Linked DNA regions of Mus musculus: all the other regions are linked to region 1. Evidence: chromatin loops called from intact Hi-C (ENCODE). Cell type or tissue: left cerebral cortex. All regions are shown on one strand. Links, peaks and the distances in the headings refer to the core of each region. The heading gives the core; the rest is flanking DNA.

What was found. Hi-C counts contacts between places; a loop is a spot of excess contacts. Peaks named below come from ENCODE experiments on the same cell type or tissue, not always from the same donor. Only the 100,000 strongest peaks of a DNase experiment are listed, where the experiment ranks them.
Region 2: a loop joins it to region 1, with 8 times the contacts of the local background. A loop is called at or near these places in 18 of 42 quality-filtered maps.
Region 3: it touches region 1 in a loop (2.7-fold over the local background); 27 of 42 quality-filtered maps call a loop at or near these places.

The regions. Positions count from the first base shown.
Region 1 is chr19:5,092,186-5,097,750 of GRCm38, forward strand. It overlaps Yif1a (Yip1 interacting factor homolog A (S. cerevisiae)), which reads left to right. Exons shown (of 8, transcript NM_026553.4): 7 at 1-37; 8 at 117-694. The coding sequence ends at 263. Cnih2 (cornichon family AMPA receptor auxiliary protein 2) reads right to left here. Exons shown (of 6, transcript NM_009920.4): 2 at 2,547-2,615; 3 at 2,099-2,146; 4 at 1,735-1,847; 5 at 1,487-1,630; 6 at 683-1,312. The coding sequence ends at 1,285. Among named protein-coding and RNA genes, the nearest start is that of Cnih2, 3.6 kb to the right of the region's middle. In left cerebral cortex, for the core only: a CTCF peak has its summit at 2,230 (motif pointing right); DNase peaks (open chromatin) are centred at 59, 1,313, 1,844, 2,262 and 3 more places; H3K4me3 peaks cover 2,718 bases; H3K27ac peaks cover 3,557 bases.
Region 2 is chr19:5,149,235-5,154,799 of GRCm38, forward strand. It overlaps Pacs1 (phosphofurin acidic cluster sorting protein 1), which reads right to left. Exons shown (of 24, transcript NM_153129.3): 8 at 4,430-4,489; 9 at 3,426-3,586; 10 at 3,040-3,133. Among named protein-coding and RNA genes, the nearest start is that of Gm30840, 27 kb to the left of the region's middle. In left cerebral cortex, for the core only: CTCF peaks have their summits at 425 (motif pointing left) and 2,293 (motif pointing left); DNase peaks (open chromatin) are centred at 1,330, 1,925, 2,284, 2,661 and 1 more place; H3K27ac peaks cover 2,740 bases.
Region 3 is chr19:5,136,898-5,142,462 of GRCm38, forward strand. It overlaps Pacs1 (phosphofurin acidic cluster sorting protein 1), which reads right to left. Exons shown (of 24, transcript NM_153129.3): 17 at 5,347-5,457; 18 at 4,710-4,812; 19 at 4,263-4,305; 20 at 2,383-2,425; 21 at 2,033-2,168; 22 at 1-22. Among named protein-coding and RNA genes, the nearest start is that of Gm30840, 15 kb to the left of the region's middle. In left cerebral cortex, for the core only: a CTCF peak has its summit at 2,931 (motif pointing left); DNase peaks (open chromatin) are centred at 215, 2,938 and 3,376; H3K27ac peaks cover 1,623 bases.

The sequences.
Region 1 (5,565 bases), core at 1-5,000:
CCTGGCCTGGACATCATCTGCGCTTATGTACTTCATTGTGAGTGTGGGGCGGCCCCTCCCCCTCTCCTCTGGGACACATTCCCCTTCCTAGCCCACTCAGCTCTCCTCTCTTCCAGGTACGATCTTTGCGGACTGCAGCTTCAGGCCCTGACAGCATGGGGGGCCCAGCCCCTCGGCAGCGTCTCCAGCTCTACCTGACCCTGGGAGCAGCTGCCTTCCAGCCCCTCATCATATACTGGCTGACCTTCCACCTGGTCCGGTGATCCCTGGTCCTTAGGTGGCACTCATTTTTCCATACATTGAAGATTTGGTTTCCTTAACTTGGCTTGACCCTGGTTCCTGGGACCTGAGGGGAAGCCATAGGTATCTGCTTTGCCCAGGGGACTAGGCTTCAGGCTTCTAAGAGAAGGGTAAGCGGATTCTGGGAGAGCATCCTCGAGGCATCTTTTATACTGCTTTGAAAAACAGCTGGAAGGGTCGCATCGGACACAGCTGGAAAGGGAAGATGGAAGGGTGGCTACAAGGAGACTTCCAAGGCTTCAGATTCATCCGAGAGGGTTCCAGAAAAGCCCAGAGCAAGTAGGGCAAGGCTCACAGTGCTGGGGTTTAGCTCTGGGTTGTCACCTCTAGAATATTCCACCTAACCCTATGTGTTCAAGCCTTCCAGAAGCAGAATTGGGGCTTGTGTGTTTTCAGTAGTTTATTCATATTTTGTCACAAATGTCAGGGGATGGGGTGCTGGACTCCTCCAGGCAACATAGAAAATAGGTCCAAGGGACAGGGTAGGTTGGATTTGGGATAAGTAGAGACTGGGTTGGAGAGAGAGCCTGGGGAGGGGGGAGGGCAGACTAGGGATGGGGCTGCCCCCATGTTGAGCCTGCTCATTCCTGGTGTAGGTGCCCCCCCACCTGCACGGGGAGCTTCAGGGTGAGGGCCAAGGTGGGCTGCCCAGTATTTCCAGGATCAAGGTCTGCCTGTTGGCAGGGCCCAAATTCCCCTGGAGCGGACAAAACCGGAAGTCCTACCCCTTCCAGGACAACTGCCATGCCTAGCTGCAGGCTAGCAGAGAAGCCCCCACCCGTTTAGAGCTTTGCCTGGCCCTAGTCAGAAGGGGAGAGCTCTGAAGGCGGGGGTCCCCGCAGCAGCAGTTTGGGGGGTGGAGAGGCTGGAGGCACCAGTGCCTCCTCCCTCCCCAGGGCTGAGGCCTCTGTGGCCAGAGGGGCAGGGCTGGGGGTGCACAGGCGTCCGGTCCGTTCTGGGCTTGCTCCCTGGCCGGCTTCCCCCTTAGAAGCTCACCAACGTATAAACCATACTGTGGGGGAGATGAGGCTGTGAACGTGTGTACCTGAGAAAGCCTGCCACCCTTCAGTCATGCCCTGAGTTGTCTATCATCCTCAAAGGCAAAAAGAGGGACCCGGGAACTAAGGGCCCAAAGCTGGGGATGCCCCTTGCCTGGATCCCAACTGCTGTGTGGCCACAGCCTCACCTGTACAGGTAATAGAAGAAGGACAGCAGGTAGAAGGCGAGTTTGCACCAGGACTCCTTCTGGCAGTAGTTGAGGATGTCAGCATTCATGATAGAGACCGCATCATACATGACCTCAGAGCCATCCGCAGGACGGTGGAAGTACCTGGTGCGAGGGAGGCCTGAGTGCCCCCCTCTGGCCAACCAGATCTGACCCCCATCCTGCCCTGCCCCCATCTTTATGTCCCCGAGGTAACTGCTTGCCCTCACCTCCAGAGGTGGTAGAAGAGGAGGGGGATGTTGAGGCCCAGGGTCACCCACTCTGCTGCACACAGAAACATCAGACAGAAGAGGCCGTGGATGGAATATTCCGGGACCACCAGCTGGGGGGGGGTGTGAGGGTGAGAAGTCAGTGGTCTGGTGCCAGGATGGACCCAATGGCACAGAGGGGTAATGATGTTGGGAAGTGCCAACCCACCATGATCTCAGAACTAAAAGGCCTTTCTGGCTAGCCATTCCCACCCTCCTGGGTGGCAAAGTGGACCAAATAGCCTCAAAAGAAAGGCAAGACTTGCTGTGGCCTACAGAGAGCGAGAGAGCAAGCAGCACTAGCCAGGCGCTTCCTCACACTGACCTTCCTCAGGAGGCAGCAGATGCGTTCGATGTTTTTCAAACGCTCGCGCTGTAGGGAAGGAAAGAGCCTAGATAAGGGAAGCCAAGGAGTAGAAACCAGAGCGCCTCCCACGGCCCCGGGCGTGGTCACCAGAGGGCGCCAGAACTCTCTGCGGTGTATTCTCAGGCAAGCAGCCCGCCGTCCCCATGGTGACTGTCGCCATGGAGGGGCCTTCACCCGCATCTCCATGGCAACGGCCCAGAGCCTGGAAAAGGCATCCCCACCAGGAGGAACCGGAGCCCTGAGTCCGCTCCAGGTGTTTGCGGGGGTGGGGACGGAGGAAAGGACAGGGTCACCTCTTCAGCCCTCCACATTGCACCCCCATCTTCCCGATCTCCATTCCCACCCTCCACTATGACAAAAAGACAAACGGACGGACACACCTCAGCACAGCACATGTATCACTTACTGCCCGCGCTGGGTTCCCCTGGTCGATGGGGTTCTTGAAGTCAGTCCGCAGCTCATCAAAGGCTATGATCTGGGGGTAGGGGCGTGTGCCTGTCAGGGTTGGGGCAGGCCCACCACCCTTAACACCCCAGGCACCAGATGGCTCAGAGGAAAAGAACACAGGCTTCTTGGAGGGATCTGGATGGTAACACCTCCCTTCCTTCCAGACACACACACACACACACACACACACACACACACGCCACGCATGCCTGTCCTTCCTTGGAATAGGGACATATAAGTGGAGACCCTGTTGAGTGGAGCTTATTTCTTAGTGGAGAAGAATGGTAGCTCCAGGCTCACACAGCAGTCGACAATGCCTAGTTTCTACTGCACTCCCCGTACATTTCAAGACATGGCCTCTCCTCTCATGCTAGTACAGGAACCATAGAGGTTTGGTACACAGTTCTTGTCCAAGGAGAGCCCCAGGGCCTAGGAAGAGAACTCCTGATCAGAGTTAGGGGTAGCGCAGCACTCCATATGGGTTGGTGGGGTTCAAGCTGACTAAGCATTTGGTGAACAAATGGGAGAAATGCAGTCCAAGCAGTGGTGAGAACAGATACAAAGGCACAGAAGGTTGAAAGAACATTCAGAAAGTAGCAGGTTCACGGGGTTGGGTGGTGTGCGAATAGGAAGAAAGGGAACGGAGCAAGGTGGGTGGTAGGGTCAACAGAGCTAGTTCCAGGATGGCCGGCCAGCCGGCCAACAAAGACTAGATTTTAACATAGGAGTAGGGGGAGTCCTAGTGGTTTGTAAAGCCAGGAAATGGGGACAACAGTTTAGGAATGCTGGGGATACAAGCTGGCTAACAGTCACAGCCAAGATAAACACGCAGCAGGCTTCATTAGCTTGAACCCTGTAACAACCTAATGACTTAGGTGCTAGTATTGCTTTCATTTTTGACTTACAGATGAGAAAACAGGTTAGGTATCTTGTCCAGGGCCACAAGGGCTACTAGGTAGTAAAGTTATAACCCAGTTAAAAGTACTACCCACTTTGTCATACAAGGGCAGATCAGTGAAGGGCAGGCTGGCCTGCTTTGTGTCCAGGGAGGGGTTCATTGCATGGTGGTCTTAAGTGAGAAGGATGGTAGTCATGGAAATGGCTACCCATTGCTCTCTAGTAGCCAGTTTCAAAGGGCCTGTGTGATAGGGGGAGTGACAGTAGAAGGCCCCAAGATACCTTCTATTATGGTGTGTCTGTGTCTGGGGGATGGTGGTGTATTCAGAAATTCCTGAGGGAGCAGATATTTGAGATGAAGCTGTGGACCTGGAAGGAACTGCAGGTAACCTGGGGGAGGCAGGCTGGCAGAGAAGCCTGACTGAGGGGGAAGGGGAGTCCCTTTCCTTCCCCTGTAGCTCCAGGATGAGGCAGCAGGCCCACCACCCCCAAACATCCTAGACCCCATACGGTTTAGAGGAAAAGAACATGGGCTTCCTGGAGGGAGCTGGGGCCATCTGGAGCCCCTCCCCCAATTCCTCATTGACTCTGGGCTGCTGCCTGCCTGAGAGATACAGCAACAGGGTCCAGCAGGGGCGGAAGGGTACCGTCTGTCTGCCCCCGAACTGGCACCACCAGTAGGCAGAGGGTGTCGAGCCTCCCACCCCCCCCAGGCTGCCTGGCGCTGACTCAGCATCGTCTCCCCCCACCCCCAACCCCGGAACAAACAATTCTCCACTGTGACAGCTGACACACGTCATTCACCAGGGTTGCCTAGTGACTAGTGGGTCCTGGGGTTTTACTTCTGAACAGCTTTGACCTGAGGACCACGCTCTCTCTCCTGGACTTTGCATGTGCAAGCCCTGGTTTTACTGATAAGCCTGATAAGAGGACCAAGCTAAATGGGTGAAAAGCTCAGTGCCTCACAGTGGAAGGGGTCCCAGAAAGGTCTGTCGAGAGAACAGAGATGCTGCTCCCAACCTCAGGAGACTTCATCTCGGCCTGGACACTTTGCAAGGTCCAGGTCTTATGCAGCCTGACTCCCCCGCAGCTGCTATGCAACTGTCCTAGGCAGGCTCTGAGCTCCTAAGAAGGGCCCCACCAGGGAAAGTGGAGTTGTGAGTGGGAAGGGGCTCCTTGAATTTCAGGAGCTAGTTAGCTATCCTGCCTGGGTCCCCCCATTTTTTCTAATTCTTAGGACCCAAGTTGTTCTTCCCCCACAGAACTGTCCAAGGCCCTGGGGCCTGGGACAGGAAGCGCATAATGGATTCGAAGTGATGGAGGAAGAGAGAAACGGAGCAGAGGACAAGAAACCCAACTGGGAGACCTAGATCAAGACTGGAGCAAAGTGAGGGGTTGGGCTGGAGATGGTGTGTGTCTGGAGATGCCTGTGGGGGCTCAGGATCTAGTACCTGTCAAAGAGGAAGGAGGGGAGGACAAAGGAAGAGACAGGGTGCTTTCTGGGAGGCAGCAAGTCCCAGAAAGACACAAGAAATGGAGAGCAAGAAAGGTAAAGCAAGAGGGGACGGAGGCACGCTGGATGCAGTCAGATAAGAGAACACTTAAAAGAGGATTAGACCAGGAGATGTGCATGCTAGTAGCTACAACAGAGAGACAGGCCTGTATGGGACCCGTTTGAGTGCATTGGAGGAGGGGCAGCTGGAAGGAGCCGGCAGAGACCTCAACAGTAAGCCAGAGGCTCACAGTTCTAGAGAGGAGAAAGAACCAGGTAGAGGAGGCCCTTGGGAAAGCCCAGGAGAGAACTAGGTACAAGAACCCTCTCCAATGGGAAACCATTTGAGATGAGACAAGAGACATTCTGAAGAGTGAGGTGTGAGGCTAGGCCAGGGTGAGGGCAGACCAGGAGTGAGGGACATGAAAGACAAAAGGCACGTATGTGAAGGAATCAGAAGGAAGCTGGAGAGTCAGAGTGAGACCAGGTGGGAGCTAGGTTTCTTGAGCTGCTTCGAACCTATCCCACTTGGGTCAGAGGGGTCCAGGAGGGGACAGGGTTAATGGGTTCTAAGATATGCGGGTCTTGT
Region 2 (5,565 bases), core at 307-5,306, 57 kb after region 1:
CCTTGGCATGTTAGGGGAAGTACTAATCTCTAACACTTTTGGTGCTGCCTCTGCTTGGCAGAGAAGGGAGACTGTCACAGCTTCAGACTTCCGCTTTGGCTGACTGCGGCTTGGGTGGGGGTCCTGAGGCAGGCTTTACAAGCACAGAGAACCAAATTATGTTGTGATTGTGTGTTTGAGTCTCAAGAGTTGAAAACTCAACAACTGCTACAATCTGTATCAGCAGAAATCCTTTCTTGTTGTAGTAGTAAAGTGAATCCTCTAAGAATTTGGAGCCTAAAAGTGGGAGATTAAGAAACCCCACAACTGGGCTGGAGAGATGGCTCAGTGGTTAAGAGCACCGACTGCTCTTCTGAAGGTCCTGAGTTCAAATCCCAGCAACCACATGGTGGCTCACAACCACCCATAGTGAGATCTGATGCCCTCTCCTGGTGCATCTGAAGACAGCTACAGTGTACTCACATAAAATAAAATAAAATAAATCTTTGCAAAAAAAAAAAAAAAAAAAAAAAGAGTAGTTTGTTTCCCCAGTGAGACTCCCTTGGAGGAAATTAAAAAGAAACCCCACAAGTCTTGAGAACTGGCTCCAGGGTTAAGAGCACTTGCTGTTCTTGAAGTTGTTCAGGGTCAGCTCCTGACACCACATGCTGGCTCACAGCTATGTGTAACTCCAGTTCTAGGAGACCCTACACCCTTTTCAGACTTCTGTGGGCACCAGGCACACATGTATACATATGTACAGACAAAACACTCATACACAAAGTAAAATTTAAAAAAAGAAAATACATTAGCAAGGTTGGTGACATAGCTCACTGGTAGATTCCTTAGTTCAGATAAAGCCTGGGTTCTATTCCCTGTGCCACAAAAAGAAAAAAAGTTAAAAAAAAAAAAAAGTAGGCCAGGCATGGTGGCACATGCCTTTAATCCCAGCACTCCAGGGTGCAAGGGCAGGTAGATCTCTCTAAGTTCTAGGCCAGCCTGGTCTACATTGTAAGTTCCAGAAGAATAGCCAGAGCTACATAGTCAGACCCGATCCTGAAACAAAACAAAGAACTAGTGCTTAGCCATGGGGGTGAGAGGCTCTCAAGGTGAGACAGGAAGTGCGCAACCACTAGATCCAACACTCACACCTTTGCCTAATCTACCTTAAGTTAAGAGCACAGCCTTGTTCTACCATCCCAAAGTGCCTCCATCCCAACGGATTCCACAGTTCTACACCCACACCCAGACATATGGGCTCTTCAAAATAGAAATCTCAGCAGGGAGACAACAAAGCGGATTTGAGGTCTGGCCAAGGGAACTAGCATTGAAGGACTTGCGCAGAAGACACTCATGGTCTGTCAGTTTTGGAACTCTAAAATGGGATGTGCTAAAGAACTGTACTTCAGTAGGCCTATCAATCAGCACACTCTGCCTAAGTCTGACCCACAGGATCTCACAGCGTTCCCACATGGCTTTTTAGAGAACACGTTTTCCATGTAGGCGTTGCAGATGAGGAAACAGCCTTGAGAAGAAGCAAGTCAGCGGGAAGATGGAGTTAAGATTCACTCTGGAAAACTCACCCCTTACAGTTGAAGGCTTTCTGTTTCCTTGTTTGAGCTAGGGCCTCAGTAAGTAGACCAGGCTGGCCCCCAACTTACAAAGATCCACCTCTGCTGGGATTAAAAGTGGCTTCCTTGTTTGTTTTTGCCAAATCAAGGGCTACATAGTCAACTTCTGCCAATGCAGAAACACCTTTCCCCCCATATTAAACAGCTCCTCTTACTCATTTAGTGGTCATGACCATTTACTGAACACTCACGTATGCCATACTCTATGCTTACTGCTTCATGACCACTGGCTTGGTTAACACCTTACGAATACTCTGTCACAGTAGCACGCTGCTCATCACTCACAGAGCACGGTGCAATCATCTTCCCTTCAGCAGGCTCTGGGGTTCTTCCCAGAGATGGTGCTCTGAGTGCTCTAGTGGTCAATTATTTATCCACAAGGACAGAGACTTTCTGTAGCCATCTGGCAGGTCTCTGTGAGGAAAAGCTGTTCTGAGCCATGCCCCAATATTAGCAGCACACTAAACACTGCCTCTTTGGCTCTCAACCACTATGAACCTGCTTGAAAGGTGCTGGGAAGGTGGATCTGCAAGCTGCAGGCTGACGCTTCTCCAAGGGCAATTTTTAGCATTGGCCACAGTTTTCCTTCTTTCACTTCCTTACTGTGGTACAGTTCTAGGTGGGCTTGGCAGCCAGCTGTTCTTTAATAAACAGATAAGCTGGGAGACAGCTCCATCTGGTGGCAGAAGGAAGAAAGGTCGCTGAGATGCCCCAGAAGAAGGTACACACACACACAGGACAGGAGCCTGGCCAGCCACAGACTGCTTTTGGACAGATGGAGTGCCTGGCACCGCCAGCTCATCTCCTCACAGTTAATAGCCACTGCAGAGTAAGATGTGTATTCCCCCTGTGAACACATTATTATGCCTCATTTGATGCCAGAATAGTAAGAACTGGAGATAATCAGTTTCTCTCATTAACAGAAAAATATGGCTCTAAATAGCACATCAGAGCTCGGTTCTAAAACTATATATGGTGACTGTCTGCCTTTAGTTGTGGGCAAAGGTATGAACAGCTTCTTTCTGCAAGGCTGAGGAGGGCTTGACAACGACAGGCTTCAGTCTCTGACCAGCTGCTAGGAGCCATAGCAGACAGCTCTCCTGCTCAGCAGGCAGAATGAAACCTACTCACTAAACAGTACATTCTTCCACCGTATTGCTCTCCCCTGTTTCCTGGACAGATCACTTTGTCCTTTTATACCTGATTCTTTTTGTAGCCTGAAGGCAGACTCTCTTCCCGATAGGCCAAATGGCATGCACTCTGCCCCATGCTCTCAGGGAGGGTTCCGAGGCAGGGCTCAGAGGAGGAAGACTGAAGATACTTTGTAGGCCCCCAAAGGAGTGACATTTAAGAGAAGCAGAGGGCCCAGAGTGAGAACCCAAATACGGCAGGTCCCTCTCCCAACCCTTTTCACCATCGTTCTGCTCACAGGACTGGTGGTGTCTTTCCCGAGGCTGCCCTTGCTGTTGAGACTGCCAATCTCCGTCTGTGAGCTGGACTGAGACATCCCCTCAAAGAAGGGCCTGCAGCAAAGAAGCACAGTGGCTGTCAGCGGTGACTGCAGCTCAGAGAGCAGCTCCCAAGGCTGAGTGAATCAGCACTCAAGGCTCAGCAGCAACTCAGGCTTCGCAGACACTGGTTGGGTAGCATGCTACGGAGTTGGTCAAGGGATCTGCAGAGATTCCTATCAGGACTCTTGCCATGGAGATGATGAAAAGCTACAGTCCTCTGAGTGAATGAGAGAGGAGGCAAGGGACACAATGATGGAGGGAAGGGGAGCTTGGGAGGTGGCCTGGGAGGAGCTCTGGGTCTCACTTGAGCTTGGGCTTTGGGGTGCTGAGGATGCTTTCTGTTTCCTCCATCTCAGGGCCACTGTCGCTGGGGTTGTACATCTCTAGACTGTCGTACAGTTCATCCAAGTCCTCCTCCACTTCCCGAATCTGCTCCCGGGACACGTGTTCTAGCCCAAAGCCCACCTGTAAGCAAAACAAACATCTATGAGTCTGGAGTTCTCCCTATTAACACTTGTGGTTAGATGAGCAAGTCCTGTCTCCCAGGTCATCTGTCAGTGGTGCCCTCAGTGTCCCCTAGAGGGACATGCAGCACTGTCCCTCTAGACCAACGGAGTGCGAGTACTCGAGTAACCTTTGTGACCTTATATGGTCAGCCTCTGAGAGCAGGGACATGCTGGGGCTACTTTCTCCCTCAGTTACGATCAGTATCCAAACCAGGGCCGGCACCAGGGGGAAGACACAGTGCTGGCGTGCCTCCCAGGGACTCATACAAGAAACCCCAATCTGGTAGCCTAGCCCATTTCCTGCTCTGTCCTTTAAATTCAGGTGTAAGCTACTTTTTGCAGCCCACAGTGAGACAAAAACCCTTTCTCAACATTTTCTATCTTTACTCACTTTTAGTTTACTTAGGAACCTGGGTGAATGAAGCCAGGACCTCCAGGGTCTAAGGATTTCTACCCAGAGGTGATCAATGAGGATATATCACACTTGGGATGTTGTTCACTGTAGCTGCCCTTGGGATATGAAGACAAATTAAACAATAGCCAAATCTTTCACTGCTACCCTTATCAGAGACTCGAGTATTATGGTTACATATGACTGTTCTAAGTGTTTCTAAATACCATGAGACCACACTCTTCATGTGAAGCCCTCATTTTCTCTTCAAGAAACGTAATGCTCTTCTCCATATGCCATCTCTCCTGGGGCTCTGCTATGCATGCAAGCGATAGGAATCATGATCCCATAACCCTGATTGCTAGTGGCCATATAGGGCCTAGGAGTGAAACTGGAAATAAGGCATCATACCTCGTCAGAAACTTTGAATCGTTTCAGGAGGGCCACAAACTTCTGTTTGATGTTAGGTTGCTGTGGGGACAAAAATATACAAATTGTTCTCAAGTAACATGTACTAGTCGTCAATCTGAGAGTGTCAGGAGCTTACCTCACACAGAGAGAGAAGACAGACAGTAGCTGCATTCACACTGCACACTCTCCAGAAAGACAGCCAATGCTAGTGTACTTCTCAGAGCCCTGGGCAGCTCGCTGGACATCTCATGTCTCCAAAGCCTCCAGCGTACCCCAGGACTTTCTAGAGGTGCACCTCCAACCCGTCTTTTGCTCTGTCTGGCAGAGCCAGGCACCAGCTGGTGAGTGTCCAGGACCTCCCTGTCCCCACATCTCAGAACAACATTTGTCCTCTTGCACAGCCAACCCACCTAATTACCAGCCACACCTGGAGTCTGTCAACCTCTGCCCCCTCAGCCTGCAATGAGCACTGCCAGCAGAGGCCACTTTTCCATGGTGTCCTCATTGTCCCTATGCAGAGCTCTGCTCTATGATACCCACTCACTGCTGTGTCAGTTATCTGTTGAGATGAGTCTTCATTTCCAGACACTAGAGTTCACTGGGCCCAGCCTAGGCTCCCTGATCCCTGTTTCTTATTCTACTTTAGGCACCAGGGTTAGTTTTCAGTCACACATATTTCTGGCCTGAAGAGCTAAACCTCATATGGGAATGGGAACAACACTACTTGCACTTAAGGATGAGAGCAGTGGGAAGAGCAAGTTCAACAAGGAAGAAACTCAAAGAACAAAGTGCTCGTGGTGGGGAGAGAAGACTGTACAGGAGCAGAAGGAGACCATTATCAAGTGTCCAGAAATACAACAAGAAAGCACCTGGAAAGAGCCTCTGAGAGATGGCTATTATCACTAACCTCTGGCTACACGTGGGGGACAATGCTACTGAAAAGGCCACAGGAGGGGATACTTAGGAAGCCTAGGAGGTACTTTTGGGAGAGAAAACAGGGCCTCCTCATGATTTAAGAGCAGAAAAGATAAAGGTTAGAAGAAAACAGGGAGGGTCCTACAGCTCTTTTCTTTCTCAGAGTTTAAAAAAGGAAAGTTTGGACTCTGGGACTTGTCTTCCCTACAGGGCTTGAAAAC
Region 3 (5,565 bases), core at 137-5,136, 45 kb after region 1:
CCCATATGGGCTATTTGGGCTCCTGGAGAAGTGAAATAGAAACAAAATGTTGGCTTTGACTTCAGTGACTAACCACATAAGCCCAATGAGGGATGGGAGAGACTGCTTTTGGGAGCAGGAAATAAGAGAAAAAGGCTAGCCAGCTGGCTCTGCTTCCTCCAGTCACACAGAATCTGAGAACAAAGACAGAAGAAGATAAAAGCCCAAGTCACAGTGAGGAAATCAAAACTCATAAAACAAGGGAAGAAGAGAAAGCTTTGTGAAAGAGTGTGCACACATGCAAGCAAACAAGCCCAGGCCCAGAGCAGGCAGCTGTCTGGAGAGCAAAGCAGGGAGCAGGGGCTAAAACAGCACCATGGCTTCAAGGACGCCTTGGCAGCCAAAGGGATGCCACCCTGCACCTTTGCTTTTGTATGGCACTTTTAGCTCAGTGATAATTTTAGCTCCTGGGGAAAATGGAGTGTTTTCTTGAAAGGAGGCGTCAGACACAATAGGTGCCGGGCTATGAAAGTCATCCGACTTTTCCTTCTGCCTCATTTTGGTGGCTCCATTAAAAAACAAATTTAAATTGGATGAGAAAAGAGGTCAAGGTAGGGGTTGGTCCCAGTCCTCAAATCCAAGCTGGATAGAAGCCTTTCATGTAGTGGATGAAAAAATAGGAGAAAAGAGGCTTCCTACAAGCTTAAAAGTACTAGATTGCTGAGGCAGAGTGTGGCTGCATTCCTAAACTGTCTCTTCCATGACAGTAGAAGACCATGATAGGGAATATAAGGAGGAGAAGGGCTGAACACTAGCTCTAGGGCCCATGCCTTCCTCCAAAGTTACGATACTGTCATGGGCACTTCTGAAAAGCCACTGGCAACGGCCCCCTCTTGAGCTGTGACGTGAAGAGGGGGAGATGGTGACGACAGAAGAGTGAAGATGCTGTTCTCTGTGCCTGGCCACACCTAGCTTTTCTTGCCTGAAAGTCTTTGTCCTCTGCCCTCATGACACCTTCCCTAGCCCTCCCTCAGACATGGCAGAAAACCAGCTTGTTGGCTACCTCCCTGAACCTGAGATTGTAAAGAAAAATTCTCCCTTCCACCACTCCCAGCAATCTCAGTGACAAGGTCTTTGCCATCTCAGCACTGCAGGCCCAACCTGGACCTGAGCCATTGGCTGCTATAGCTCCAGGGGCTCCCATCAGGTAGGTACACAGAGGGTGCCACTCTGAAGCATGTCCCACACTGACACTGCTGCCACTCGGAACTGACAATATTCCTGTGAGGTGGTCATATCACCTGCACACACAGCAGAAACTGAAGCTCAGTAACCTGCCAAAGTCACCATAGTGCACACAGGATGGTGCCACTTGACCCAGGCGTCCCGAGGACAGTGACTCTCAGCCTTTCTAATCCTGCTACCCTTTCATACAGCTTTTTATGTTGTGGTGACCCCCAACCATAAAATTATTTTTGCTGCTACTTCATAAGTATAGTTCTGCTACTGTTAGGAATTGTAACATAAATATCTGTGGGGTTTTTTTTTTTTTTTTTGGTTTTGTTTGTTTTTTTTGAGACTGTTGTTTTTTTTTTTTTGTGGTGTAGCCCTGGCTATGGTGGAACTCTATAGACTAGGCTGGCATCAAACTTACAGATATCTGCCTGCCTCTTCCTCTCAAGACCTGGGATTAAAGGCATGCACCACCATTGCCTGGCTAATACCTATATGTTCTGATGGTCTTAGGCAACCCCTGTGAAAGGGGTCATGACTCACAAGTTGAGAACCACTGCCCTAGGAGACTCTATTAGAAGCTACCTGAACAATACTTTAACAGCCCGCTAGAGCCACTATATCAATACAGGCACAGCTGACCCTACAGTGATGAAGGCAAAGCAAGAAGAATCAAACTGCAGTAAACCTTCTTTCAATGTCTCCGCCGCCTTATGACCCGTCTCTGGATTCCACCTCAGCCAGTGCTCTCACCCAGCATGGCTATGCTGGGCCAGGGTGCCATGCCTGGGAAGGGAGTCAGCGTGGGAAGGAACCTTACCCCACGATGGCGAGGGCACTGCTCATGGATGGGGACGAGGGAGGGGTAGCTGTGGCATCTCGGCTCAGGCCTGAGCTTGAGGGTGGTGATGTGGAGGGCACAGTAAGGCTGACCACAGGTGAATCGTCCCCATCACCTGTCAAAGGGACAAACACAGTTGGCCAGAGGCAGTCACCCTTGACCTGCTGGTGGCAGGAGGTGTGCTTTCCTTTCAGTGGGCCCCAGGGTCTCCTCTGAGGAATGACCCAGACCTTCCCGCTCAACTGCCTCCGTGAGCACATGCAGCCAATTACAGCACAGAGTGCTGGGAAAGCATGGTCTCACTCAGAAGCAAAGGCACTCTAGTTTACCTGCAGTGGAGGGCGAGTCTTCAACAAGGCCCACTTTCACAACCTGTAGAGATGGGGCTTTTGTTAGGTCCTCTGTCAGGGTAGCAAGCCCCAATCCAACTATAACCAACATGTAGCCAGCAGTACAACCATAACTACATGGTGTTTTGTCAATGACTAAAAAATCTTTACACGTCTGAAACAGCCGACAACTTAAAAAGAAAGACTACTGTGTGGGTTTGGTGATATAAAGAGGTTCTGGTCTCCATCCTTGGAACCATAAAACTAAAGGAAAGAAGCCCAGTCCTGTGAGGTAGGCCCATGAGACGTGGTAGCCCTTCTCTGGGGACTATGGCAGAGCCAACTTTGAAGGCAGTGTCCTGATCTCATTTCTTCTAAAGCCATATTGGCTTTGGAATAAGTATATCTCAAGGGTGTCTAGGCTCTGTGTCAAGACAAGTGGACTGTTGAAGGTATAGCTACAACTTTTCCACATCCTACTTCCTAGAATCTGAAGTACCCTTGGAGAGTATGTCTCACGAATTCTGGAGAAGATGGAAGGTGCCCTCCAGTGGCCGGAAAAAAAAATACAGCCAGAAACACTTGGTTACTGTATTCTGTGTTCTAAATGACAGGTGTTCTGGCACCTGAGCCAGCCCATCCAGCAGAGCAGTTGTGCTGGAGGCTCAGGGCAGGGCTGGGCTGGGGTTGCTGCAGCAAATGCTATGTTCCCCTCTCAGGTGGTACCTGTGGGGTGGGTCCAGGTGACATCCTGGGCCTTCCTGGATACAGCTATCATCTCCCTAACTCCCCTGGCAGTTTGGCAAGCTGCTAGATCTTGTGGTTAATTTTTTCTTTTTAGATGCCGCAAGTAGAACCCAGGGTCTTATGTATGTGCTGTGTCACTGAGCTGTGGCCGCTGGAATAGTTTTTCTTTAATGTCACTCACTCTGAGAGCACAGAGAGTGTTCTCACATCCCTAGTTCCATGAAGGCAGCAGCTCTGCCGCCAGCCTGTGTGGGAGCTGGGACTCTGGACTGCCATGCAGCAATAGGAGCTTTCCAGAGGCTAAGCGGCAGTGCCTGACTAGGCAAGCGGCAGTGCCTGACTAGGCGGCTGGAGGAAGCCTGCCCATCTCCCCAGATGAGGTCACTCAGGACATCCTTCCAACGCAGGACCAGTTAAAACAGGTCTGCTTAGCTCTTCCCTGTAAAGATTCTGAGAGAGCTTCAAGATCACAGGAGACAAAAGTCAACTCTCTGAAAGGAAATCACAATGCCTTCTGAATGGAATTACCAGTTTTCAGCCCTCTGTAGAGTGCTCTGGCTTCTTGAATTCCAAGGCTCCTGAGATCATGTCATTGCTAAGGGAAGAATACCAAAATCCAATACACTTGACCCCAAAGGCATCCATGAGGATCTTGCTTTATTCTGAGATAAATTTACTCCAATTTCACTAATTCACTAATATATACATCTGCAACAGAGAGGCTCTTCCTCCAAGTCTACCCTGTGAGGTAGCTGGTTTTAGACTTGTGAGAATGGCAAGTTTCACTATTTCTGAGGCCACTTCCCCCTCCCTGAACCTGGACCAGCTACACTGTGGAATAAGCTTCAGCAGTCCAAGGCCCCAAGTTCAGGGCTTGGCACAATAAACAGGAGAACCCAGTAACTAATCTGGGGTAGCTCTTGATTTGGGAAAGGATGTCCCTCTGTAAGCCTAGCATTTAGGAAGCTGAGGCAGGAGGATCACAAGTTCAAGTTTAGCTACAGACATCCTACTGCCTCTGCCTCCAGAGTTCTGGGTTTAATGGTGTATGCCAGCACACATAGCATTTTCTTGTATAGAGGGGAAGTAAGGGGCCAGGATGCTGGGGTCAGAAGGGGGAAGCAAGTACATACGCCAATGAAGGGGATGAACTTCTGGTAGGAGTCCTCATCAGGGCTGTGGGAAACAGGAAAGATTTACAATCAGTGGGCTTGAGGAGTGCTGGAGAAATAAGCTTCCCACACTGTATCCTGCTCAGTGGGATCCAGAACACAAGGCTACCACTTTCTGTCACATTGCAGGGTGGCCACTCATTGAGGACAGAGTAGAGCACAGAACAGAGGCAGAGAGCATGCTGTGCAAACAGCTCTGCTCATACTTGCCATCTGATTTCAGTCACCAGTGAGGACAACAACTGATGCCTCTGCAGGAGAAGGTGCAGGCATGGAGGCATGCACATCCTTTAGGGCCTCTCCAACAGGAAATGGAATGGTGAAAAACAAAATGTGAAAAATCAAAGAACTCAAGGTTCCTCTAACCTACCCAATCTGTTTTTAGAAAACTCCTAATGTTAGACTTACAACTTATGCCTGCAGGTCAACATGGCTTCAGCCACAGGCAGCTGGTGTGTTGTGGTAGCTCCATTGACATACTGCATCACACGACCCACCACGTCCAGTGGCTCTGCAGAAAAGCCAGGAGGAATGTGTCTATTTTAGTAGCCCTATAGCTCCTCAGAGAGGTCCTCCTGAGTCCCAAGCCAAGACCCTCAGAGCTGAAGTGAAGAAAGGACTCTAAGATCCTGATGGCCATGGCTTAAAGGAATCATAAACCAAAGCACAGTCCTCTCTTTCCTGAGCTGGACTCTGATGCTAGCTAGCATCACCAGTGGGTGGAATGGCAATACCTGCTGGTACAGTGTCACTCACTCAACAAGAGCTTGATCAGTGGCACTCTCTATTGCCTATGTCGTCTCTATAAGCAGAGCTGGCCCACATACCAGCCACTTTGACCTTACTTTTAGCTGCAGAAACTATCCTGAAGAGAGAGAGGGCCACACAGGGTACACCTCCATTAATGACCATCACCTGGAAAGGGGATCTGCACAGTGGGCAATAGCTGGGGGCTACAGGAAAGGAGAAGGCTGCTCCTCATGCTCTTGAGCTGCACTGGGGACTAGAACCTCACTGCTCGGAGGTTCCTACTAGGGGTCCTTACCTGACACTGGAGGCTCTGAGCGACTGAATAGGTCTCTCCAGGCAGAATCAAGAAAGGTGCTGCTATATCTACTATCTACTGAGCCCAAGTATTTGGCCACTGGATGAGAACCTGGAACAGGGAAAACCAGAGAAAGTGAAGTGTTAGTGGGTAGAGTAGAGGGAGCAGCTATCCCCAGCCATGGCCCAGCCTTTAGTTTCCCTGACTAATTCCCATCCT